3 separate regions of the Homo sapiens genome follow, and regions 2 and 3 are each linked to region 1. A link is a loop called in an ENCODE intact Hi-C map of the cell type or tissue named here. Cell type or tissue: heart left ventricle. All regions are shown on one strand. Region 1 overlaps LDLRAD4 (low density lipoprotein receptor class A domain containing 4). Region 2 overlaps LDLRAD4 (low density lipoprotein receptor class A domain containing 4). Region 3 overlaps LDLRAD4 (low density lipoprotein receptor class A domain containing 4).

Region 1 (8,000 bases):
GTAACATCAACGCCAGAGCCATCCTCTGACAGCACTGTTTTGCATTCTGTCCTTCAGACATCGGCTGAAATATGCATCTCCTTGGATTTCTGTGGCCAGATTAAGTTATTTCACCAACATGAACTGACTAGGCTGCGTCACGTCTGTTTCCATAACTTGGTCTGCCTCAATGATGGTTTTGCTGCTTGAATTGCAAGTCATTCTTGGAAAGGCTGGTCTAGAGGTTATCTTTTTTTAGCTCTTAGATGAGTGCCCGTGCCTTCTCCCAGGTGGTTGTACAACCCATGACTTTCCTAGGGTGGCACGCGATTAACTGCAAATAATTTCTTCTTCTGGTTCCCTTAAGTGGGAGAAATAGCAGAGTGGTTGAACCGAAGTTTAAGTTCTAAGAGGATATCAGATGGGCCTGTATCTGTTTCTCCTCTTCAGGCAATAGAAACCGCTTCCTCTCTCCAGAGGAAAGTGGGACTTCCCCTACCTTTTGTCATAATGGACATACTCAGGCAGTGAGGAGTCATCATTCCGCCAGAGCACAAACTGCTGGCCAGTCCCAAGAGCTTCGCGAGCGTGACCCGCCATTGAGCCTACATTAAGTTGCATGGAGCAATAGGCAGAGCCTCGCAGGCCCATCCCAGACAACACAGAGTCTCCCCTGGAAATATCTAAGAAAAGTCTTACTGGAGCATTTCTGTCCACCCCCACTCACCTTGAATTGGATACCGAGTTGTGAAAAATTATATAAAGTGGACAGTTTTTCTTTGTCCTAAAGGAATATATATTCCTCAGATAATGAATGTGAGCAAATGAGACAGAAGTGCTTCATGAAAGCTCAGCTGTTCCCTGTGTGTTTGATTTAAGAGGCACTTGTGGAGCTGGTTTGGAGCTTGGTGAACAAGGAATGCTTAGGAGGCTTTGTGAACGCAGGCGACTGAAATGACTCTGATCGTTCATTTCTGTAGGGAACATTGGCTGTTATATCGCTGATCAGTTTGTCTGAGCCTTAAGGTGTAGGGTGTTTTGCTGCGTGTCCTGGTGTGGCCCCGTTAGTTAGGGACCAGGCAGCCTTCCCCTGAGTTCCCTGCACTCTGTGACAGCTGCTCCTGGGGACAGTTGCAGGTTCACAGGCTGCCTCGCCCGGCAGAGGGGCATGGGAGCACCCTACTTGTCAGAAGGGTGGTTTGTTGCCCTCTCTGTGCCATCTTTCGTTCTCAGGGCTGTGTGGAAGCTTGAGAGGTGCATGTGAAGAACTTAAAAGGTCAGCACTTTACCAAGGGAACAAACCACACAAGAAAAGAGACGGAAGAACAGCAGACAGGACCCTGCGTGATGATTTTCCGAGAAGGAGATGTAAAAACTTGGTCAAATTTATTATTTTTCTTTCTATTGCTGCTTTTTAAATGTTATATTTCAGTATGAAAACATGAAAAAAAGCCAATCAAATATCAAGAGCCTCTATCTTTTTCCTTTTAAAGGCAAGTTTCTTTCTTGACATTTTTTTCCTCTTCTACTATTCTACCACATTTCATACCAAAAACCTCACCCACACACTTTCTCTAATTTTGTATCCTTTCTCCTGTTTCTCTCTGTTGTTAATTTTAGCTGGCATGGAATGATTTGAGCTTTGATTTTTATCTATTGGGAACTTTTTAAAAAAATCAAGACAAATTAGCAGAGGAACTAGGAGATGAATCTGACGTTGTATCAGTTGGGTCAGATCAGAACTGGAAGAGGGTGGGCTGAGCCGTGTTAGAGACGCGATTTCATCGGCCATCTGCTGAGGCAGGTTGTAGTAATTTGGGAGGGGTGGTAACTTCTCCAGCCCTCATTAGATCTAGGGTTTTGTTTGTGTTTTCTCATTAGATACACAATGGCTCCATCAGGCCAGTGCCATCATTGCTTCCATTTTACAGCCAAGGAAACTGAGGCTCAGGGGCTTTAAGTAACTGCCTAAGTCACACACAGCCTAGAATGAGGTGAACCCAATGTGGCCAGAGCCCAGACTTTTGTCCTCTGGCCCCTTTGTATAAGGCTCTTGTTTGAGCATGTTTGAAACAGTGTGGGGCTGGGCACTGCCTGTGCAGTAAACTCCCAGCCACGATGTCCCCCATGGGGCACCCCCAGGCCAGCAGCCACTTGTGTGTGGTGCCCAGATGCAGGACAGAGGCCATAGATTGAAAAGGAGGTGACCTAGCTGAGGCTCAGCTAGAATTCTGTGCAGTACAGTCAGCATTTATTGGGTACCTGCTGTATTCTAGTCCCCATGGTCAATGCCAAGGATAATCAGGAAGCGTTGTCCAGAAACACCTGCAGAGGCAGACGAGACACAAGGATCTGGGCCCCATGGTGACAGGAGCTTGGTTTGTTTTGCTCACTGCTGTCTCCCCAGCTCCTAAAATAGTGCCTGCCAGAGTAATGACCCCACAAATAGCTGTTGAAATACTGAATGAAGAGATGCAGCTTTGGTGGCGTCCTGCAGGCCAGAGAGCAGGGAAGACTGTGGGCCGGCACAGGTGTCCCAGGGAAGCCTGCTGTGAGCTGACAGCAAGGAGTGGCTTGGCAAGGGAGATGAAAATTGTTTCGTACAAACAGCTTGTCGGTTCATATTCTTTTCTATTCCCACCAAAGAATGAGACAGCTCCCCCTCCCTTCCTGCCCACACTTGTTAGCCTATGGTCTGACCCCCTTCTTGTTTGCCTGTCATGCCCATTTTAAGCTGATTTTATCTGAAGAAAGCTGGAGTGGGGGAGATCCCTGGGTGTGGAGGATTGCAGAGGCCTGCCCCTGCCCGCCAGCCCCCTGCCCGCCAGCCCCCTGCCCGTCAGCCCGAGCCCTCACGCCAGGCCACAGTGGGAGCAGAACCTCTACGGGGGTGGGGCTGGGTTGGGAGGGGCATTGCCGCTGCTTGGCTGGTGGCCACAGTGGAGGTGTCTGTGATGTGCTCAGACCGGGCTCAGACCAGAATGCACGTCTGCTCAGGGATCATCTGCCCCTGGGCCAAGCCCTGACCCTTTCCCATTCCCTTGTGCATGTGGGTGCTGTGGGAATGGCCTGGTTCGGGCCCTGGAAAGCAGAGATCTTCCCAGTATTCCCTGATTCCCAGCGAGCGGCTGGTGCAGGTGTGCACGGCTGTCTTCCTAGCATTGCAGGCTCTCCCTCCTGAGCCAGTGTCTCCTGTGGCCGCTGTGTGTAGACAGTGGAACTGGAAGCTTGGGCCAGGATCCAGACACCTGGTTCCAGCCCTGGCTTGCATTCCTCCCACACTCATCTTCAACCTGTCCCCTCTCCCTGAGCCTCTGGATCGCCTCCTCCACAAAGCACAGGGGTCGGATATATGACTCCTTGCGGCTTCCTCTGCTGCTAGATCATATGAGTCGATAATTATAGACTTACTAATGCATTAAGGACAGTTATCCTGTTTATTTTAGGGGGAACTCTCTCCAACTTGGTTTGAATATAGCCTCAGGATTTATCAAGTGTTGGATTTGTCAAGGTGACATTTTAAAGAATGTTCTAATATAATTATTGCTTTTCCTGTTTGCAGCCTGTGTGTGTCTTTGAATCGATGTTTTGGGTTTTGTACTTGCTTCCTGAATTGGTGACCTACAGCAAGGCACTACGCTACCCTGAACTACATTATGCTGAACAAGTAACCAGATCCCACTGAGCTACCCAGGGTGAGGATGGCTTGGAGGTTGTGTTACAAAAGCTACATGTTATTTTGCCCCCCCACATCACAGAGATGAAAAGTAGCATGAAAAATTCATCACACTCCAACTCAGTCTTCCCTGGCTATAGGCAGCCTGTTTCTCTGACTTGCTCTCAGATTTGCATTTCCATGTGGATTTTCTGTGCTTCTGCACTGTGTCCCTTTCTTTTGTTTCTCTTTAGTTTTTTTTTTTTTTTTGAAGAGACAGGGTCTTGCTATGTTGCCCAGGCTGGAGTGCAGTGGTGCAGTCACAGCTCACAGCAGCTTTGAACTCATGGGCTCAAGCAGTCCTCCTGCCTCAGCCTCCCCAGTATAGGTGTGCACAGCCATGCCCAGCTAATTTTTATATTTTTAGTAGATATGGGGACTTTCTATGTTGGCTAGGTGGGTTTCAAACACCTGGGCTCAAGCAATCCTCCTGCCACAGCCTCCCAAAGCACTGGGGTTACAGGCGTGAGGCACCGTGCCCGCCCACTGTATCCTTTTTTATGCCCATTTGCCCTCTCTCTCGGCCAGAGACATGGCCATAGGGGACTTTTTGGAATGGGAGGGACCTCCAGTTTCACCTCCTCATTGTATAAAAGAGGAGATGGGAGCCAGGGCCGGGAGTCACCACGGGTACCAGAAGCAGAGTGGGTCCCCTACCTGGGGCTCTCTGCCTACGGCTGGCTGCCTGGAGGCAGAGGTGTTTTATTTGTAGCACCTCCTTTTCTTTACTGTTAGGAGATCTTGAGACTGACTGGCCGTTGCCAAGGTCTGCACTATCCATGAGCTCTGAGGCACTCACATGGAGACGTGTGACATCTCCCTTGGTGGGACACCTGGTCCCAGCTCAAGTTGGAAATAGCTTCTCAAGGGTCTTTTCCCCACTTTTTCTCCCATCTGTCTCATGACAAGCCCTTTGCCTCTTTGATCCTAAATGAACATAGGGTGAGATGATGCATAGGTGAGCTGTGCCGTGCAGCTCTCAAACATGGTCATTTTTATTTTTTTTAAATTTTGCAGCAGAGCCCCAGTTTGCCGAGGTTTAGAATGACCTCTTTGGTTGGCAGCGTTCCTTTCTCCCTGGAACTTCTCTGGTGGGTAGAGTGGCCAGGGATCGGCATCCACAGGCCGGGGCTCGGCCCTGAGCGTCTGTGGGGCCTGGAGCAGTCGCCATGGCTGTGGAGCTGTCACCTAGGTAACCGACATTCCGCCAGCGAAACAGTCTGTCCACAGCAGGAGGAAATAAAAAATGAAACTGCAGCGTCAATTCTTTATGCACTACGGTTTTTTGAGTGCTACTTTGATTTTGGAAAAAAGGCTGTTTCACTTCTCCATTGGATTTTGGCCTCCGTGCCCCTGTGTGACCCTCACATTTCCTGAACCCCATGTATCTGTTTTTACAGTGTCTTTTAATGAAAGATATAATACGGACACAGTTCAGTTTGTATTCCTGAATGACTCTGAGGAGGACTGCGTTTCATATAAGTTTTTGTGAATAACTGGTAAGGCAGACATACCCTGTAACTTACTTGGTTAGGTTTGTGAGTGTTCATGTTTTTAAAATGTCCCTTCCTGTGGGGGTGTTTTTCCATTTGACGTGCTCTATTTCCTTAGTAACTGTTGCTCTGTTATGGGAGGGACTTAATGACATTTTTCAAGTGCAATATTGAATTAATTTATTTCCTGGTTAGTCCTGCCCATCTTCCCAGTATAAATAGAACCTCCATGTGTGTGTGCGTGTGTGTGTGCGTGTGTGTGCGTGTGTGCATGTGTGTGCGTGTGTGTGTAGAATGATGACCATGTGCTTGCTGCCTTGGGGGGGATCTTGACTGTGACCTTGCGTCCTGGGTAAGTTGCCTCTTCCTGTATTCCCCCCTCTCCTTCTCTCTTGATTTAAGCTACTTGGGTTTAGGGAGCTTCCTGGGCCTCAGGAGTAGCATGGGAAGCAGTGCCTTCAGGGCAAGAGGCCCAGGGTCAGTCCTGCTCTCCTGCTGCCAGTGTTGGGCGCAGTTCTTGCGCCTCCATGGGGCAGCGCTTGCTCTCTCTCTGTAGCCTGAGGGCATTTAAGTCAATGACCTCTGAAGGCCTTTGCTGGATAGGACTTTGTGGGAAGTGTAAGTGCAGCAGGCTCACCACTTGTAATCATCATCTCAACTCTTCTAGTGGGGTGGTGGGAAAACCAGCCCGGAGGGTCCCAGCCAAGCAGGCTGAGGAGCAGCACCTCCACCTGGGAAATGCCCCTTGCCAGGCGCAGCTAGGGCTGGGTTAATTGTGTAGGTGTTTGCTGAGCCTTCTCTGCGCTGTGTATAGTACTCAGGGAAGCTTCACGTAAGTGTCTTCCTTCACTCATGTGTTCGCTCAGGAAATACGTATTTACTGGGCACCTGCTGGGTGCCAAGGGGAACTGGAGGATCTGCTGGCCACTGCCTTTGCTCTCATGGCACTTGTGGGGGAGACGGGCAGGCATGGTGCAATCAGGACACCCGTGTGGAGTCGCAACTGCAGATGTTTTGGGAAGCCGACCAGGTGCTGCGGGTTGTGTAGCAGGGTCTGGACTTAGACTGGGGGCCATCAAAGAAGCATCTCCAGGGAGGGTTGTTTGGGCTGAGACTGGAAAGCTGAGTGGCAGCTCATGAGCAGGAGGCTCACGAGAGCAGAAGATTGGAGGGACGGCCGGCAAGCAGCGTTTGTTCAGCTCCTCCAACTTTTACCCTTCCACGTGTTTGCTCCACAGATGCCCAGCATGGCTGTGCTGATTGCTGGTTGGTTTCTAAACTAAAAGCACACGTCTTGTCCAGAACAGGGCCTGCAGGCTTCTGCTGACTGTGCTGGCCCTCAGAGTTTTCTCTGGGTCCTGATCACCCACCCTGCGCTGCCTGTTGGTCACCTGACACACTTACTGAGTGCCGCTGGGTTCTGGCCCCTTCTGGGTGGTCACAGTCTTTCACTGAGCAGAACGAAGCTTGCACCTCTGCTGCGTATTCCTAGAAAGGGTAGCTAATCTTTGTTGCTAGCAGTGAGAAAGAAGACTTTTTACAGCATTTATAATTGCATTTTACCTTGAAAATTGCATTGGGGGAGACTCAGAGTGTATATAGGAATAGGCACGTTATCCATTGATGCGGTAACACAGCTGTGTTCACCCTGCTTTTGTTGGGAACCGCACACATCACTGTCCTAAAAATCCTGGCCATGACCACGCTTAGACCTCATGGGAGCTATTACACACCTGTGTCCAACCTCTCTTTTAGAAGATGTAAAGTTAAGGATTGGTGGGGGTGATTAAGCCAGCATAAGAAAACTGGGAAGTTGGTTGTTTCTTCTATTTTGATCCACATTGGCCTCAGTCTTTCCCATAGCCTTTTGACATGTGGGATGTATGATAACTTCATTTTTCTAATTGACATTTTGACAAATAATAACTGCATATATGTGGGGTACAATGTAATGTTTTGGTATATGTATGCATGGTAGAAATATTCAATTCAAATGAATTAATATATCCATCACCTCACCAACTTATCATTTTTTGTGGTAAGAATGTTAAAAATCTATTATTTTAGCAATTTTGAAATATGTGATACTTTTTTTATTAACTGTGGTCACCATGCAATGCAGTACGTCACTAAAACGTATTCCTCCAGTCCATCTGAAAATTTTGTATGTTTGATCAACATTTCCCTTTTCTTCATCGTTCTTCCTCCTGCCTCTGGTAATCTCCTTTCTACCCTCCTTCTGTGAGATTGACTCTTTCAGATTCCACCTATAAGTGAGATCATGTAGTACTTGTCTTTCAATTCCTGGCTTATTTCATTTGGCTTAATGTCCATCCGTTTCATAAGTGAGATCATGTAGTATTTGTCTTTCAATTCCTGGCTTATTTCATTTGGCATAATGTCCTCCCGTTTCATCCATGTTGTTGCAAATGACAGAATTTTCTTCTTTTTAAAGGTTGTATAGTACTCCATTGTGTATGCATACCATGTTGTCTTTATGTGTTCATCCACTGAAGGACACTTAGGTTGCTTCCGTATCTTGGTTATTGTGAATAGTGCCGAAATGAACACGGGAGTGTAGATATATTTTTGACATACCTATTTCAGTTCCTTGGATATGTACTCAGCAGTGGGATTGCTGGATCATATGGTGATTCTATTTTTAGTCTTTTGAGGAACCTCCATACTGTTTTCCGAAATGGCTGTACCAGTCTCCATTCTCACCAACAGTGTACACGGGTTCCCTTTTCTCCACATCCTTGCCAATACTTCTCATCTTTTGTCTTTGATAATGACCATTCTAATGGGTGTGA
Region 2 (8,000 bases), 72 kb after region 1:
ATCAGCACTTCTCCTGCCAGCCATGAGGCCTGGAAGGGGAGCCTTGTGCTAAGTGACACTTAAAATCTTGGGACCATAAAGTGCATCTCCCCATTTCAGAGACTGGTGGCTCAGTGGGGTGACCCCCAGGCTCATACGTGTGCTTGGGAGAGGAGAATCTCAGATTGCCCTGCCTCCTTGAGAAAGGCCCCTGTCTTCCTGCGGGCGTGCACCTGTTCCGGAGAGGGCCCCTGAGCCAGGCTGTCTGCTGTGGATGGCTCTGCCATGGCGCTATCTCCTTCATCCTTATCTATCTCTTCATTGTTAGTGGAGGGTGTTGGGCATCTGTTATTTGCTTTATTCTAAAAATTCAGAGAAAAAGGAACTTGAGCTACACTTCAGGCCTTTTACCCTTAGATCTTGGGGGAAGGTCAGCTATGGTTCCAGGTAGGGTGTACCGCCGCAGGCCCTTGCATGCCAGCTGTTCTCCCTGTCTGGGTTTGGGCAGGTGGTGGGTTCAGGCCCAACCGCTCTCTCTGTCATGGGGCCGGGGTGGTGGCTGAGCCAATCAAGCAAAATGATGGACCTTCCATCACGGGATGTAAGCCCGTGTCTTGACTTCACGTGACTTTTTGTGGAAGGACAGCCAAAGGAACACATTACCGAGAGAGTTCGCTCTTCCATTTGCATAGGCTTTGGAGATAGAAGTGTTGAGTATTGTTTCTTCCTTGGTGAGAGGGGTTGGCATGAACCCAGAATTTTAAATGCCAATCTGACCTTAAAAGGCTGGCAGAGACCCTGCCCTTCCAGGCCTACCCGTGCCTCCCACTGAAGCCCCATGAGGCCTCTAGATCAGCGGCTGCTGCCTCCTCTCACCCTTCTGGTTCAGTGTCTGCTCTCATGTTAGGAGACGTTAACTGGAAATGACAGGACCTGGGGCCAGTGCAGTTAGCTTCTCTCCCCCCACCCCCCCCCCCAAAAAAACACACAAGATCCCAAGACTGATTAGTTTTCATAAGTTGTTGAAGGAGAAATAGTTGTTGAAAGATTATGTCTGGACAGGGGGCTGGAGGGTGTTATAGAGAAAACATGTTTGGGGTAGTCACTTGTGGAAAATTATATGCTGAGTAATACAAAACATCCCATCTCTGGGATACTTCATGGAAGGTATTTTTCTGAGTATTGAATGCGTGAGAGGCATGGGCTGGGCTCTATGGGCAGGTGCAGGGCTGCAGGGGCTAGGTGACATGGGAGGGTGCAGTGTGTGTGAGACGGAGGCTTTGCCTCCCAGCTTTGTTCTGTCCAGTGCTAAGTGGTGTCCTTGAGAAGGCCCACAAAGTTGTGGCACGTATCTGCAGTGCCAGTATGCAGGACAGAAGGAACATCTTACTAAGCCTGGGTGCTCAGGGAGGCCACCATCATGGGCTGGCAGGGTCTGGAGAACCCCTGCTCTTCAGGGGGAGTGTCGTGGGGAGACGCCTGGGCAGGGATGCCACATAGGCTTGTCATGGAAGCTTGCGGGGAGGGGAGGGCTGACTTTGAGGAGCACCACTAGAAAGGTAGGTGGGGTCAGATTCTAGAAAGCCAGGGATGTCAGGCCAGATCGCTTTCATTCTCTTTCATGAAGGAAGTCATTGAAGGTTTTTGAGCAAGAGAGGCTACGACACAAAGCTGTTGTATAGCCGGAAGGTCCTTAGAGATGGCTTAGTTTAGTTCTGCACTCAGGAAAGGAAACTGAAGCCTGAGATTACGTGACCACTTCAAGGTCACAAAAATAGTCTTTGGCAGAAGTCCTAATATGTATGTTTCTAGTCTGTCTGGGCTACTATTACCAAATACCATAGACTGTGATATGGTTTGGCTATTTGTCCCCTCCAAATCTCATGTTGAGATGTAAGCCCCAGTGCTGGAGGTGGGGCCAGGCGGGAGGTGTTTGGGTCATGGGGACGGATTCCTTGTGGCTTGGTGCTGTCCTTGAGGTAGTGAGTGAGTTCTCACAAGGTCTGGTTGTTCAGGTGTACGGCACCTCCCCCCTCACTCCTTGCTTCTGCTTCCCAGTGTGAGATACCAGTCCCCTTTTACCTTGCATGATGAGTGGAAGCTCCCTGAGGCTCCCTGGAAGCAGATGTCAACACTATGCCTCCTTATGTAGCCTGCAGAACCCAGAGCCAATTAAGCCTCTTTTCTTTATAAATTACCCAATCTCAGATATTCCTTTATAGCAATGCAAGAGATGGCCTAATACAGATGGGATGGCTTATAAACAATCAAAATGTGCATCTTACATGTCTGGAGGCTGGGAAGTCCAGGATCAAGGTGCTGCCGGACTCAGTGTCTGGCGAGGGCTTGCATCCAGGCTCACAGACCGTGCCTTCTGGCTATGTGCTTACATGGCAGAAGGGGAAGGAAGCACTCTGAGGTCTCTTTCCCATGGGCATGAATCCCAATCCTGAGGGCTCTGCCTTCATGACTGAATGCCTCCCAAAGGTCTCACCTCCTAAGCTTGTCACTCAGGGGTTAGGATTTCAACATATGACTTTGGGGGTGGGGAGAGAGTACAAAAACTTTCAGAGCCTAGCAGTGCTTCCCATTTCTTAGGACAGTTCTCCTTCCACTAGACCCTGTCCTCACACCAACTTGTCAGGTTAGGCAGTGTCAGGGTGGCAGGAGGAAATCACCCGGAAGGACCCTCCCTTGCAGAGTAGGCAGCCTATGGTGAACGTGGCGTGTGCCCCTGAGAGTAGGGACTGGGCCTAGCTAGGAAGGCTGTCAGAGGGGCAGGTCCCCAGTAGCTGTGCCTTTGGGATTATGTAAAAAAGGGTTTGGAGGAATCCACATGAAAGCCACAGCAGGAGATGAATAGGGAGGGAAGTCAGAGTGTGCCCGGCACAGCAGGGTCCCAGTGTGGTGTCCCCAGTTTTGGGGTTCACGGTGGCAGCGGCGGCTCCTGGCCACCCTCCTTGCAGCGCTTGGAGGATGCAGCGGGTGCAGACTGGGTGCCGTGGAGGGGGGCGAGGAGGAGTCTGGGGCTATCTCCTGGCAGAGGGATAGCTCAGCAAAGGTGGTGGGTGCACTAGAGAGAGAGGAGGACCCCTGTGAGCAAGTCTCTGCGAGGGTAGGATCGAGCCTAGAGAGTGGAGATGTGGACGGAAGAACTCCAGTGCACAGGAGGAGACTCTTCTGAAGCTGGAAAGGAGGAAGGCGGGAGTCCTTGCTCCTGGGCAGAGCTGCTGCTATGAGTCAGCCTGGGGCTGGGGAGTTGGAAAAATACCGACATAGGAGGGATCTGCAGTCCTGACAGTCAGCATCTTGGTCATGCTCTGCAGTGTTCAAAAGAGCTTTCTGCGTGTATGAACTTCTCTCCACAATTCCACCAGGTCGCGTGTTTACTAATTGCTAAGTGCTTTACTTGAGTCATCTCATTTAATTGTTAGAACAACCATATGTGATAAGAACTCATCGGACCCCTCCTTAGGATTAAGGAGGTCAGTGGCAATGAGTCCAGCCTCAGCCTGAGGGGTGACCCCCAGCGAGAACCTCCAGGAAGGCCAGAGGCAACGTCCTGGGGCAAGTGAGGGGGACCACGGGGGATGCTACATGGAATGCTGCTTTCCAAGTGCAAATGACCAGGGAGAGAAAGGGCACAGAGATGGGCTTGTGCTCTGCTCAGCATGGGGAGCACCGCAGGGGTGCACATGAGCGAGCGTGAGGTCACGGGATTTGCATCATGTGCAAATGAAATGCAGGAATCACAGGGACAGTCATCGTTTTAAAAGAAGCAGGACCCCGGTATCTTGCCCTTTGAAAACAGATGATGGTGGACTTTGTTTTGCATTGCTCCTGGTGTGCCTGTGGTTGCGTGCACGTGCTCGCGTTTTGGAAATGAGGAGGCCCGTGAACTGGTGTCCTGCTGTGTGTGAACTTGGGGTGTGAGGTTCGAAAGGAGCAGGACCCTTCATGATGTTTTTCTTGGAGGCCCAGCCCTGAAACTTGTTTGTGTCATACATGACAATGGATTTGTGCACTTTTTGTATCACAGGAATGAGTTAAAATCAAGAGTCAGCAGCTCCGCTACTCCGTAGTGACCTTGGTTTATTAACACCTCAAGCCTGGTTTTTCGCAGCTGCCGGCAAGGAAGGCAGGTTTGATCCCTGGAGTCACTTGTGACGCAAAAAAAAAGCATTCTGAAATGGTGACTTGACCTCTGTTATTAACTTTAATGAGATAAATATTAGATGGAACATTTAGCCAAGAGAGGTGTTTCTTTGTAAATAGTGTTATTATTTTCAGGTGTCTGAGAGAGACGTTGATCAGGGCATGCGATGTCTTTGAGCCCCCGCTGAGATGAGAGCCCCAGCTCTGAGCAGTGCCCACCCATCCTCTGCAGGGCGCCCGGTGCTCCACCTGCCCTTCCCTCTGTTGCCCCTCATTACCTCCCAGCCCCGTCCCCAGTACTGCTGTGTAATCTGTTCAGTGGGGACAATAATGACGCAATGTGTGATCCAGAGTCTAGCACCTCGTGGCGCCTTGATGGAAATAGAAAGCTGTGATCACAGCATTAAAATATGCTAACAGGCTGCGGGAGCTAATGGGCGCCGTGTTCACACTGCAGATGTTCATTCCGGCGCTGCCGCCGACTGCGGGGACAGAGCCGGAGGCTGCGCCGTGCACACCCAGCTTCTCATGGTGGTTTTGTTTATTGCCGGGGTGTTCTCCAAAAGGGGCATCCTGCCTCCTTTATAAGGTGTGCTGTCTTTCTGGCTCTGCGATGATATAAGACCCCTTTTTGTCTGACTGTTAGATGCGCAAGCAGACTCAGTGTTCACGTGGAGGGAATGTTAGCAATGATAACAGGGTGCAGTCGTTTGATGAAAATAAATTGGATTTTATCCTGTTTGTGGTTAATGTTTATCTAGTTGGAGTTTCTGAGCACTAGAAAGGGGTTCCAAATGCATTGTCTAAATTTGTGAAAGAATTCCAGTATACCACATTTAAAGGGATGATTTAAGTGCATTATATTAAGTTGTGAATAATATGGAATTTTGAGTGTCTGGCTTGCAGTGCTGTCTTCCATTTGCTTCCTGGGTCGGCCTGGGAAATGACTCCATTCTCTTCATCATCTTTGCCCTTATTACTAGCCAGGCACCTCACTCCTTATTTTCGTGCTCTTACTTTGGGGAAATCCATCGGATGAAACATACACTCAGTGAGTAGACAAGGCAGCCAGAGGCTATCTGCTTACAGGTGGGTGGCTTTGTCCACGCTGAAGGATGCCTGTCTCTGCAGAGAGGGTAGCAGCAGGACATGCCTGGCCCGGGATGGCCATCCACCTGAGCCACAGGTCTGGGCACAGGCACAGATGAGCTGGGAAAGGGGCTGGCCTGGTCCAGAAGGTGCTGGAGGGCAGAGAGGCACTGTGTTGCTGTGACAGTCCCTGATGAATGGGGATGTGTGGGATGTCATGTTGCCTTTGGAGATCAGACCACTCCAAGCCCTCAGCAGCAGCCTTGGTCCTGATGTGTTCATTCATCAGGCATCCCACTTGGCTGCGCACAGTGCTGGATCACCTGCGGCGGGAGCAGGGCATGCGCCCTGGTGGGTGCTCAGTCCGCGTTTGTTGAGTGGATGATCACAACCCTGCAAACATGTCACTGAGCTAGGCAGTCCAAAGGGTGTCCCTCCAAGGGAGGCGAAGCTGGTGGATGCTGGACACCTGTATGTGCAGGAGCTGGGGGCTGGGGAGGGGGCATAGGTGCTGCCTGGGAGAGGCACCAGGTGTCCTGGCACCAGGACCAGGGATGTTCCTCAGGCTGGGCTGGCAGACAGGTCATTTTACCCAGTGGGCACTTAGGCAGGAGGCCTGGGGTTTCCAGGCTTTTTGGGGGCTTATGCAAATATTGCAGACCTGAAAAAAATTCTGCTTCCAAGATAGGCAGCGAAAACTGCCAAATTAAAATGCACACATTTAATTAAATGTTGACAAAACGTGATGGCTTGTCAAATAGTCACCTGCAATTCATTGTCTCAAGTGGGATGTGGTGCTTTTTCCTGGGTTTGATGTGACATCTATGAGGCCCGTAAAGGTCATGAGATGCCCTTGGGTAGCCATGGTGAGAAGAGGCTGGAGGCTGCAGGGGCACCTGCTCCTGCTGAGCAGGTAGAGGAGACACTAGGAGCAGCTCAGCATCCCCCCACAGCCTGGACGGCTCTGAGGGTGGGTCGTCATTCCCTCTGATGAGCTGGGCCGGATCACTTGAGATACAGGCAGAAGGTGGAGAGGGGGCCAAGTCATGTCCTCCCCGTGGCTGGGGCAGAGCTGTGCATCTGGCTTCCTCCTTCCACACAGCCCCAGGGAAGATATCCGGGGGCTTGGCAACCTCCCCTTCAGCTGCATTCAGCCCCACACCGGGTGCCATTTCTGGTGATCTAACATACAATTGAGCAACTCTTGGTGGTGCTAAGATAAATGGATGATAAATTGCAGTTGTATATTTTTAAGATTATGAAGAAAGCAAACATTTAAAATACAAGCCTGTTTATTAGTCTGTTTTACTCAGAGCCCCAGCTTCCGAAGTCTGGTTGCCCTGAATTCCATGTAGAAGTCCTGCCGGGACTTCTGGCAGGAGCGCCCGCCATGTCCCGCGCTGTCTGCATTGTTAGGAAACGTGTCCTTGCTTGGCTCCCAGCATATGGAGGAGAAGTGAATGTGTCACTGCTGTGGCAGGAACACATCTTCCAAGAACTAAGGGACATCTTGTCACGGACTCCTAGGCAGGAAACAGGGCAGAGTTCCAGGTGTCAGGTGCTGTGGTTTGAGGTGTGAATAAATAATTACCAAAATGACTGGCTGTGGTGGGGAACGAGGAGCATGTACACGTTTTGCCTGAAAGTGGGAGCCTGAGTGTTAGCATGGTCCCCCCGCCGTCTGCCTGCCTTCCTGAGCGTGCCACATCTACACGGGGGTGCCCCTTCCTGACCGGGGTGCCCTCTCTCGCCTTCCCTCCTGCTCCCTGTGCACCTTGCCAGGGTTTCCCTGGGCAGCTCTGGTGAAGGGCGTGCGTCACGCTATCCAGGCCCTCTCCACGCCTCAGTGGCCAGTTGCCTTTCCTTTCTTTCTCTTTCTATGATGCTCCTGTATTGCCCCTGGATTCCTCTAACCCACATCATGTTGGATTTTAATTATGTGTTTAATGACTTCTCTCTTACTAGATTATGAGTAAATCCCTCCAAGGGAGGGTCTGTGTTTTGTTTATTTTTGGTCCCTGAATGTCCAGTGCAGGGTCCATGTGCATGCACATATACACACAAATCCATCAGATACACATGTATTCATAATAAGTTTGCTTTTTAAAAGGGTATTTTATATAAATAGAAATGGGAAACTATTATATTTGCAGACATGAACCAATGTATGCTATCAGTGCGGGTTTGAGCCCCAGCTTCAGGCTCAGTAAATCATAGGTCAGCAGAACAATGCCACCCATTTTTCTTGGGATATGTGGTTTTTTCTAGATTCTGTGGCTTACAGTGCTATCCAAAATTCCTTCCACTCCTCCTTCACCTCCTTTCTCAGCTCCCAGGATTTCTGTCTGCCTGGGGAAAACCCTCACCCTGTGTTTTTCCTCTGGTGTGAGAGCAGAGAACAGTCATCCACATAGAAGAACACTTCTGTGGCCTAGTGTGTGGGGCTTCCCCACAGCCCAGCAGTGGACACCTGCTGTAGTGTCAGCTCCACAGGCCGGGGGGTCAGTCCCCAAGGCTGCCCCTCAGACTCCAGTTGCAAGTCCAGGCCTCAGGAATTTCTGACCGACTGGCTTCAGGTTGGGGTTCTCACAACCCCCTTGCTATGTTTGATTAATTTGCTGGGGGGTGCTCACAGAACTCAGGGAAACACATGTTTACATTTACCAGTTTGCTCCAAGGATATTGCAAAGGACACAGATGAAGGGCTGCGTGGGGCAGGGCATGGGGAAGATGTGGAGTCCTGTGCCCTCCCTGGGCACCCCCCTCCAAGAGCCTCT
Region 3 (8,000 bases), 140 kb after region 1:
AGTGAAGCCATGAACGATCTCTTCCGGGTGTCCTAGAGGAGCCCTCGTGCCTTACAGGAAGTTCTAGCCCTGTGCAGCCAACACACACCTGTATTTGTTCAGATGTCACCTTGGTGGCACAGTACAGATCCAGGGGACACCTGTGCCTCTGAGGCCGTCGGGGAGGGTGTGCTGTGGAGAGACCTGAGGACTCTGGTAGCGCCCTCCTTCACAAATGTGTGTACATCGTGTGGCTCTTTATTGCTAGGGTGGCATTTGAAATTTCGTTTATTTCTAAAAACCAACAGAGCGGCACTTCAAGTGGACACTATTTTTGATTCAGGGATCAGTGTCTGAGAGCATCAGTGTATTTCAATCCTAAAAAGTTTTATAAATTCTGTATAAGGTCATATAAAGGTGTTTAGGTTTGTTACCCTGGATAATGGCGATTCATTTGGAGAAGAAGCCTTTCACGATGCTTCCTGACGGCACCTTCTTTGAAGGAGAGTGGCCTTATATCAGCCTGTGTTCCTTAGGCAGCTGGCATCCCTTCATTTCATTTTGTTCCTTTATTTATTTTGAGACAGGGTCTTGCTCTGTTCCCCAGGCTGGAGTGCAGTGGCACAATCCTAGATCACTGCAGCCTCGAACTCCTAACCTCAAGTGATCTTTCCGCCTCAGCTTCTCGAATATCTGGGACTACAGGCACATGCTGCCACACCCGGCTAATTGTTTGATTTTTCTGCAGAGACAGAGTCTGGCTGTGTTGCCTAGGTTGGCCTTGAACTCCTGGACTCAAGCGATCCTCCCGCCTTGGCCTCCCAAAGTGCCAGGATTACAGATGTGAGCCACTGCACCTGGCCTGGCATCTCTTTTAAAAATGGCTTATTAAATATTGAGTTGATATAAGCAAATATGTATAACCTATGTGTGAGGTATTAAGAATCATCAATTCCAGTGGATGCTTATGTCCCCACTACCCAGTTCCAGCAGAAGAATGTTCCTGTCATCTTCCACTTCCCTTACACAGACACATCTTCTTTCTCTAACTGGATGACTCCCCATGTGGGACAACTGCCTGCACGATACACATGAGTAATGATGTGGTTTTCCCTCCACAAGGTCCCGAGGAACCAGAGGTAGCTCCGTTTTGGAAAGAGCTTCCTGGTTGCCCATGGGTTATGAAGTCTGCTGGTGAGGCTTCCTTAGATGTCTGAATGTCTCTGGTGGCCATCTGTAAGATGCAGTCAGTCACTGTGTTCAGGGAGGGCGGCCCGTGGATGCCTGGCTTCCACACAAGCAGTGTGGTCCTGGAGGCACACGTGGGGTTCCTGGAAGGAGTGCAGTTTGCAGTTGTTGAAGCCCCACAGGTGGGAGAATATTTCGCTCTAGCTACCTCTAGGTCTTTATATGACATACTGTTCTTATAATATGTCTGGACATGACTTTCTTTTTTTTTGTTTGTTTTTGAGATGGAGTCTCGCTCTGTCGCCCAGGCTGGAGTGCAGTGGTGCGATCTCAGCTCACTGCAAGCTCTGCCTCCCGGGCTCATGCCATTCTCCTGCCTCAGCCTCCCTAGTAGCTGGGACTACAGGCGCCCGCCACCACGCCTGGCTAATTTTTTATATTTTTGGTAGAGATGGGGTTTCGCTGTGTTAGGATGGTCTCGATCTCCTGACCTTGTGATCTGCCCGCCTCGGCCTCCCAAAGTGCTGGGATTATAGGCGTGAGCCACCGCGCCCGGCCATGACTTTCTTTTCTTTTCTTTTTGTCCTGTTTGTTATTTTGTGAGATTCCTAGTCTGTGGATTGGTGTCTTTCAGCAGTTCTGGAAAACTCGCAGATTTTCAAGATCTCCTCAAACATTGCCTCCGTCTTGGTCTCATTATCCTCCTCTTGTGATGAGTTGTGGGTTAGAGCTTCCCACTCTGTCCTCTGCACTCCTTCTCTCTCTTCTGTATTTCCCATCTTTCTGCTTTTACATCCTGGGTAACTTCCTACAGTCATTAGTTCACTCCTCAGCTGTGTCTCGTGTTACTAGACCCATCCAGTAGGTTTGTGTTTCTTGTATTATATTCTTCATTCCAGAAGCTGTATCTGTTCTTTTCAAATGGGATTGTCATTTTAAAAAGTCGTCTTTCTCCTTATACAAAGTTCCCAATGTCTTCTTTTCTTTTTAAGCTATTAAACATACTTAATTTTACCCACTCTATCTGGTATTTCCCACATCTGAAGTCTTTGCAAGTCTCATTAAACTTCCCGTGTTTATGCTGGATCTCACTCATGGTGCTTTGTTTCTTGTTTGTTTTGTGATTTTCGTTTTTTAAAAGTGAGCTTATAATTCTTAGAAGTACATCTATGGAAACTCTTGGCCTAGGTTGAAGGTGGGTTTCTCCAGGGGGTCCATGAATTTATACCCACCAGATGTCTTGGAAACATCCCCAGCTTTGACTATTTTCTATTACTGGCTTCGGTGTTTTTGACTCACCCAGAGAGTATGATTTTAGTTTATAAACCTCCTTATGGGCAGACTTATGGTTACACATTCTCATGGGTGGAGATAGTTGTTCCCATCCTTTCAAGACTAGTCATTTTCCTTGCAGGCCGCTAGGGTAGGAAGGGTCTCGGGGATGAATTTATTCCTAGTTCACCATTCTACGGAGGATATAATTTTGTGAAGACTCAGCTTTCTTCAGCAGCAGTGTTCGTTGTGGGAGCCCCGCAGTGGAAATGCCCTAGGCTTTGTCTCCCGTCTGCTAGCTGCAAGAGTGCATTAAAATGGAAGCTCAAATTCATTGCTTTGGCAAATACTTTCGAAGTGGAAACCTTGAGTGCTGAATGAACTCTCTAAGTTCCTGCTTTCCTTAGCTCATGGGCTCCAAGTATTGCTTACTTTTTCTTACTGTCATTTTAAAGATTACTTTATCCAGCACTTTAGTTGTTTCCAGCAGACGGTTCCTCTGGGGATCTCACTCACTGTTGCCAGACATGAAACTCACTCACCATCCTTCTAGTTCCAGAAACATGTGGCATCAACCTACGTGGCTCTCCCTGGTGTTCCGGAGGGAGCCGGGGAGCTGGGGTCAGCTCTTTCCCTGTCTGCCTTGGGTTTCCCTTCTTTCATTGATTTCCTCAAGGGGATGCTTACCTTTTCTAAAAAGACTTGACAACTTCCAAAGGTTAGCAGAAATGGGCCAGGCGCAGTGACTCATGCCTGTAATCCTAGCATTTTGGAAGGCCGAGGCGGGCAGATTGCCTAAGCTCAGGAGTTCGAGACCAGCCTGGGCAACATGGTGAAACCCCGGCCCTATTAAAAAAATGCAAAAAAATTATCAGGGTGTGGTGGCATGCACCTGTAGTCTCAGCTACTCGGGAGGCCAAGGCAGGAGAATTGCTTAAACCCAGGAGGTGGAGGTTGCAGTGAGCCGAAGTCACACCACTGCACTTCCAGCCTGGGTGACAGAAGGAGACTGTGTCTCTAAAAAACAAAAAAGTGGAAATGAAATTTTCCACCATACCTCATGTTATCTCAGGTAAATACCCAAAAAGTGCTGGTTTACCAGCTCATATTGATTTTTCATTTTCATGAGCTTCAAATTTTCTGAGGATATTTTATAACTAAGTCCTGTTGCCTCAAGTCTATGCTGTTAAGTACAAAAGCTTAAAGTTTAAAACATACTTGGAATTTGCTACGTAAAATATGCACTAGCTACAGGTGCATTTAGGTAATGAATACACATGAAAAAGAGGGTAGACCTGTGTGTGCCCTTGAGAACAAGGAATTTTCTCAACCATAAGAATCCTCTATAGACCCTATAATTTGCCAGTTCTTTTTTATCACACACTTGTTAGGGGATTGGGCAATGAAATGTTGCTGGTAATTCTTCAGAAGAATTCATGGGGATGAGTCGAATTTTCACCGTTTAGTTGGAGGCAGCTTCCCAAGTCTGCTAAAGCCTGTCTTCAGCTTCCCCTGAAAGTTGGCCCTGTTGGCATCCTCTGATCGAGAGGAGGGAGAACCTTGAATAGTAGCAGTGGGGTATAGAATAACCATCACCCTAGACTCTAGGGTGATTCTTCCTAAATTGTACTTTACATATCTTTAGTGCTCTGTTTGCTGAGATATTAATAGATGTCTCTTGACAAAGGAAGTGACATATTCAGACAGAGCGGGAGGACATCGTGTACACGGCCCAGCTGCCTGGAATGTCCACATAGGAAGTGCTCGGGGCAGCTGTTCTTTAGGATGGGAGACTCAGAGGGAACAACTTAAAAATACCCGCAGGCTGGGAACAGTGTCTCACACCTATCATTCCAGCACTTTGGGAGGCCAAGATGGGAGGGTCTCTTGAGCCCAGGAGTTCAAGACAAGCCTGGGCAACATAGGGAGACCTCGTCTCTACTAAAAATTAAAAAATTAGCTGGGCATGGTGGCAGGTGTCTGTGGTCCTACCTACTCAGGAGGCTGAGGCAGGAGGATCACCTGAGCCTGAGAGTTAGGGGCTGCAGTGAGCCCTGATTGTGCCACTGCACTTCAGCCTGGGCATCAGAGCGAGACTGTCTGAAAAAAAAAAAGCCCTCACATTCACTTGAGATTAAGAAGACAGGACAGGAAAGTCTTTGTCAGAGAATGCAAGGGATGTTGCTGTTGGAGAATACATCCCCACCCTCGGCACCTCTTGGACAGGCCACTGGAATTCGTCTTCCTGAAGACTCGCCATTGGAGGTAGCCTAGTGAATGCCTTGCAGAGTCAGAAAGCCCGTTAGACTTTGCTTAATGAGTCAGTCTCCCTACTGTTGTAGCCTTGGAGTCCTTTTTGTTTTTAGAAAAAGACCCATTAGCAGCTTGCAGAACACATATGTCCCATGAAGGGCAGTTTGGGAGAGGCTGACCCAACCGACTCTTGATCGCTGGCACTCGTGCAGCCTGGCTTTGCAAGCTATGAGGACCTGAACACTTGGGAATTGTTCTGTGTCTTAACCATGAATATTTGTTTGCAAAATTTGGTTGAGAAGATTAATTACCTTCTTGTTAAGCATATTTACATGATTAGACTATTTTGTGATTTGCTACAGGTGTAAAAATCAGCCTGTTGTGGAAGATCTGGAGTCATTAGGAGCTTTTGCACTTGCTCTCATTAGAGATGGGATAGAGCAAAACAAACCAGGAGAGTTGAAAGTATGACAGATTGCCTTATTAATGTCCTCTCTGAGTACCTGTGCTGGATGGATTGCCAGTGGAATAACTTGGGAGGTGGTACAAACCCACAAGATGACAGTCATCCTCTGTCATTGCTCTCTTTTGTGATATGAGTGGCGTGAGGAGGAAGAAGGGAGCAGTTGCTGCATTTGATTTGGAAACTGAAGTTGTCACGGGGTCTGTTCCATGAGCACGTGACGAGGAGTCATCTGAGCTTTCTCTCAGCCATGTTGGTGACCTGCTCTGTTTTGGCATACAAAAATTATCTTAAATATGGGCACTCTTGTAAGATGAGAATGAGATATATGGAAAAATAAGGAAATTATACAAAGAGTAATAGACATTACTGGCACTGTAATTTGAAATCTAGTAGCCGTCTCTGTTTTCTCTAAGGCTGGTGAGTAATCAGCTCCAAGACTTGGTTTTGTCTCCATGGCAAGTGGCTGAACATGCAGTGCCCTGGTCTCCTGTCTGCAGGTGGGCTAAGGACACTAGTGCTTACTTTGCAGGGTTATGGTGAAGTAATTCACGTGAAGCTCTTAGTTAACAAATGCTACTTGTTGAACATGTTTGTTTTTATCATTTTTTTCCCCTAAAGCAGTATTTTGAAAACTGGAAAATATTTCCCATCTGTTTCTTTTGTTTAAGGTGATAAATGCTGTGGCATTCCATTGCCTTGCTTTTTAGCAGTGGCTGGCCAGGCTGACTTCTTGCTCTCTGGACAAGCTGCATAATTCTCTATTAGCCTGTAGCCTTGCTGTTTTCTAGAACCAAAGGACCTCTCCTCCTGCTATCCAGGCAGACCCTTGAAAGTGGAACATTATACATGATTCTAGAAAATCTCCTACAACAGACCTTTTTTTGTTTTTTGTTTTTTTAATATTTGTGTAGCATTGCACTGTACCCTCATCGTATAATGTTGCTTAAGAGCATGCCTTTTACATATCTTTCCCCTGCAGGTCCTTGGAAGGGCTAGTCTGCATATCTCGTATCTGCACTGAGTGGTCCTAAGGGGTTGTTTGTTTGTTTAAACTGCAAATGTGATCTGTTTTCAGAGATGTGACTGACTTGCTGGGCTTCATGTCCTGGAACATGGCACCTGCTTGAAATCCTCAACAGTCTTTGTCCTGTGTCATCCAGGTAGAAGCTTACATGCTACAAAAAAAGGACTAGAATGATATGGCATCAGACACAAAAGCCATATCTGGAATGTTTAGCTCTGTCTTTTTTATCTAAGCCGAATGTGTTTTCTACTCTTTTAAATGAACCTAACACTTAAAAACCCAGCAGTAAATCCTAGGGTGTTTTGGGGCTTGGGGGGGGATTTTAGTCAGAAATTCATTGTCAGCTTTTTGCAAATATTTGATAGTGTTATCTTAAATGTATGTACGAAGTTTGTAAAGGTGCGTTTGATGCATTTACGAGGTGCTGAGAGTGGATGCTCCCACCTGTCATTCCAGCCTCACATCCCCACCTTCCCGGCTCTGTCCTTTAGCCCAGATCCAGCTGCCCAGGAGCAGGAACGCTGTGCCCCCGGCAACATTCTAGATAGCCTGTGCCCGTGGAGGTCCCAGTGTCCACAGCAGTCTCCTCTTGGTGCCCCCACTGTGTGCGAGGCAGACTCTGAGACCATCCCCAAGACCCCCACCCCAAGATGTGCACACCCTGGGTGGTCTCCTTTCCTGGGTGGGGTCAGATGGGTATCCTCACATTAGGGCAAATTCAGTGACCTAGGTGAAGGGATTTGGTAGATGTAATTGACATCCCCGATCAATTCATGAGAATGGAGATTGTCCTGGGTGGGCCTGGTCTAATCAGGTGAGTCTTTAGGGGGGACATGCAGCAGTCTCAGACACCCTCCTGCTGGCCATGAAGAAATGAGCCACACTGTTGGGAGGGGAGTGGGCCACATGGCAAGGAAACAGTGACCCCAGCCCTGCAATAGCAAGGGACTGAATTCTGCTGACGGTACAGGCGAATGCTGAAGAGGACCCCAGGCCTGGGATGAGAGTGCAGCCCGCCTTGATCCCAGCCTCAGGAGAGCCTGACCCAGGCTGACGGCTCAGTATTGTTCTGAGCTTCTGGATTGTTGAAGTCTGCTGGGCTGTGGTGGAACGTAGTCTCCTGGGCTCTTCAGAGCCACTGGCCAGAGCGTCTCCCCATTTCCTTGCTGTGTACCATGCAGTTGCCTCCCTGGCCACTCCCCCTGGTATCTGGATGATGTCTGCCACAGACCTTTTCTATGGGGACCCCTTTGCCTTTCCAGGTGGGCCATTTGGGAAGGATTTGGACCGACCCCAGTGGGCTCTCCCTGGTGACACGAACCTTTTGCTGTGGCTGACTCTAAGGTTAAGGTGGTCCCAGCCCCACCCTTTGCAGCAGGAGACAGCCCATCTCTCTGGGTCTCTAGCATTCCTGGGTGAGGATCAGGCCACAGTCCATGAGCCTCCCTGCCTTGTTAGGAGCTTCTTGGCTGGTGAACCTCTCTCTGCCTTGGCCTGGACACAGGAGGGGGACCATTCACTCTGTCCCTGGAGAGGGGTCCTAGCGTGATCCTCGGCACAGATGCCTCAGAAGAGCTTCTCTTCACAAAGGCATCTTTAGCTGTCAGCACCTCGGTCTTCCAGGTCGGGACCCCCGACTTCCCTTGTAACTGAGAGGAGCCTCAGAGCACCAGGGAAGCCCCTTCTGAATCAGGACCGGGCCCTGCTGCATGATAGAGAAGAACCAAAGGGTCTTGGGTTGGTTTTTATTTTACACTTTACTTTGAAAAAACACACGTGATCAGCACCCTCACTTTGATGTGTTATATTGACTGTATC

The links. Hi-C counts contacts between places; a loop is a spot of excess contacts. Peaks named below come from ENCODE experiments on the same cell type or tissue, not always from the same donor. Only the 100,000 strongest peaks of a DNase experiment are listed, where the experiment ranks them.
Region 2: it touches region 1 in a loop (2.6-fold over the local background); 13 of 110 quality-filtered maps call a loop at or near these places.
Region 3: it touches region 1 in a loop (2.2-fold over the local background); 16 of 110 quality-filtered maps call a loop at or near these places.

Annotation. Positions count from the first base shown.
Region 1 is chr18:13,377,189-13,385,188 of GRCh38, forward strand. The region is part of intron 2 of LDLRAD4 (low density lipoprotein receptor class A domain containing 4); the gene reads left to right. Among named protein-coding and RNA genes, the nearest start is that of LDLRAD4-AS1, 46 kb to the right of the region's middle. RefSeq lists a silencer at 362-656 and enhancers at 2,628-3,129, 3,130-3,629, 4,321-4,945. In heart left ventricle, no CTCF peak of the experiment used is centred here; DNase peaks (open chromatin) are centred at 2,912 and 4,853; H3K4me3 peaks cover 729 bases; H3K27ac peaks cover 4,631 bases.
Region 2 is chr18:13,449,382-13,457,381 of GRCh38, forward strand. The region is part of intron 4 of LDLRAD4 (low density lipoprotein receptor class A domain containing 4); the gene reads left to right. Among named protein-coding and RNA genes, the nearest start is that of MIR5190, 6.6 kb to the right of the region's middle. RefSeq lists enhancers at 5,571-6,214, 6,215-6,860. In heart left ventricle, no CTCF peak of the experiment used is centred here; a DNase peak (open chromatin) is centred at 4,591; H3K27ac peaks cover 4,366 bases.
Region 3 is chr18:13,516,309-13,524,308 of GRCh38, forward strand. All of the region lies in intron 4 of LDLRAD4 (low density lipoprotein receptor class A domain containing 4), which reads left to right. Among named protein-coding and RNA genes, the nearest start is that of LDLRAD4-AS3, 49 kb to the left of the region's middle. In heart left ventricle, no CTCF peak of the experiment used is centred here; a DNase peak (open chromatin) is centred at 4,178; H3K27ac peaks cover 1,084 bases.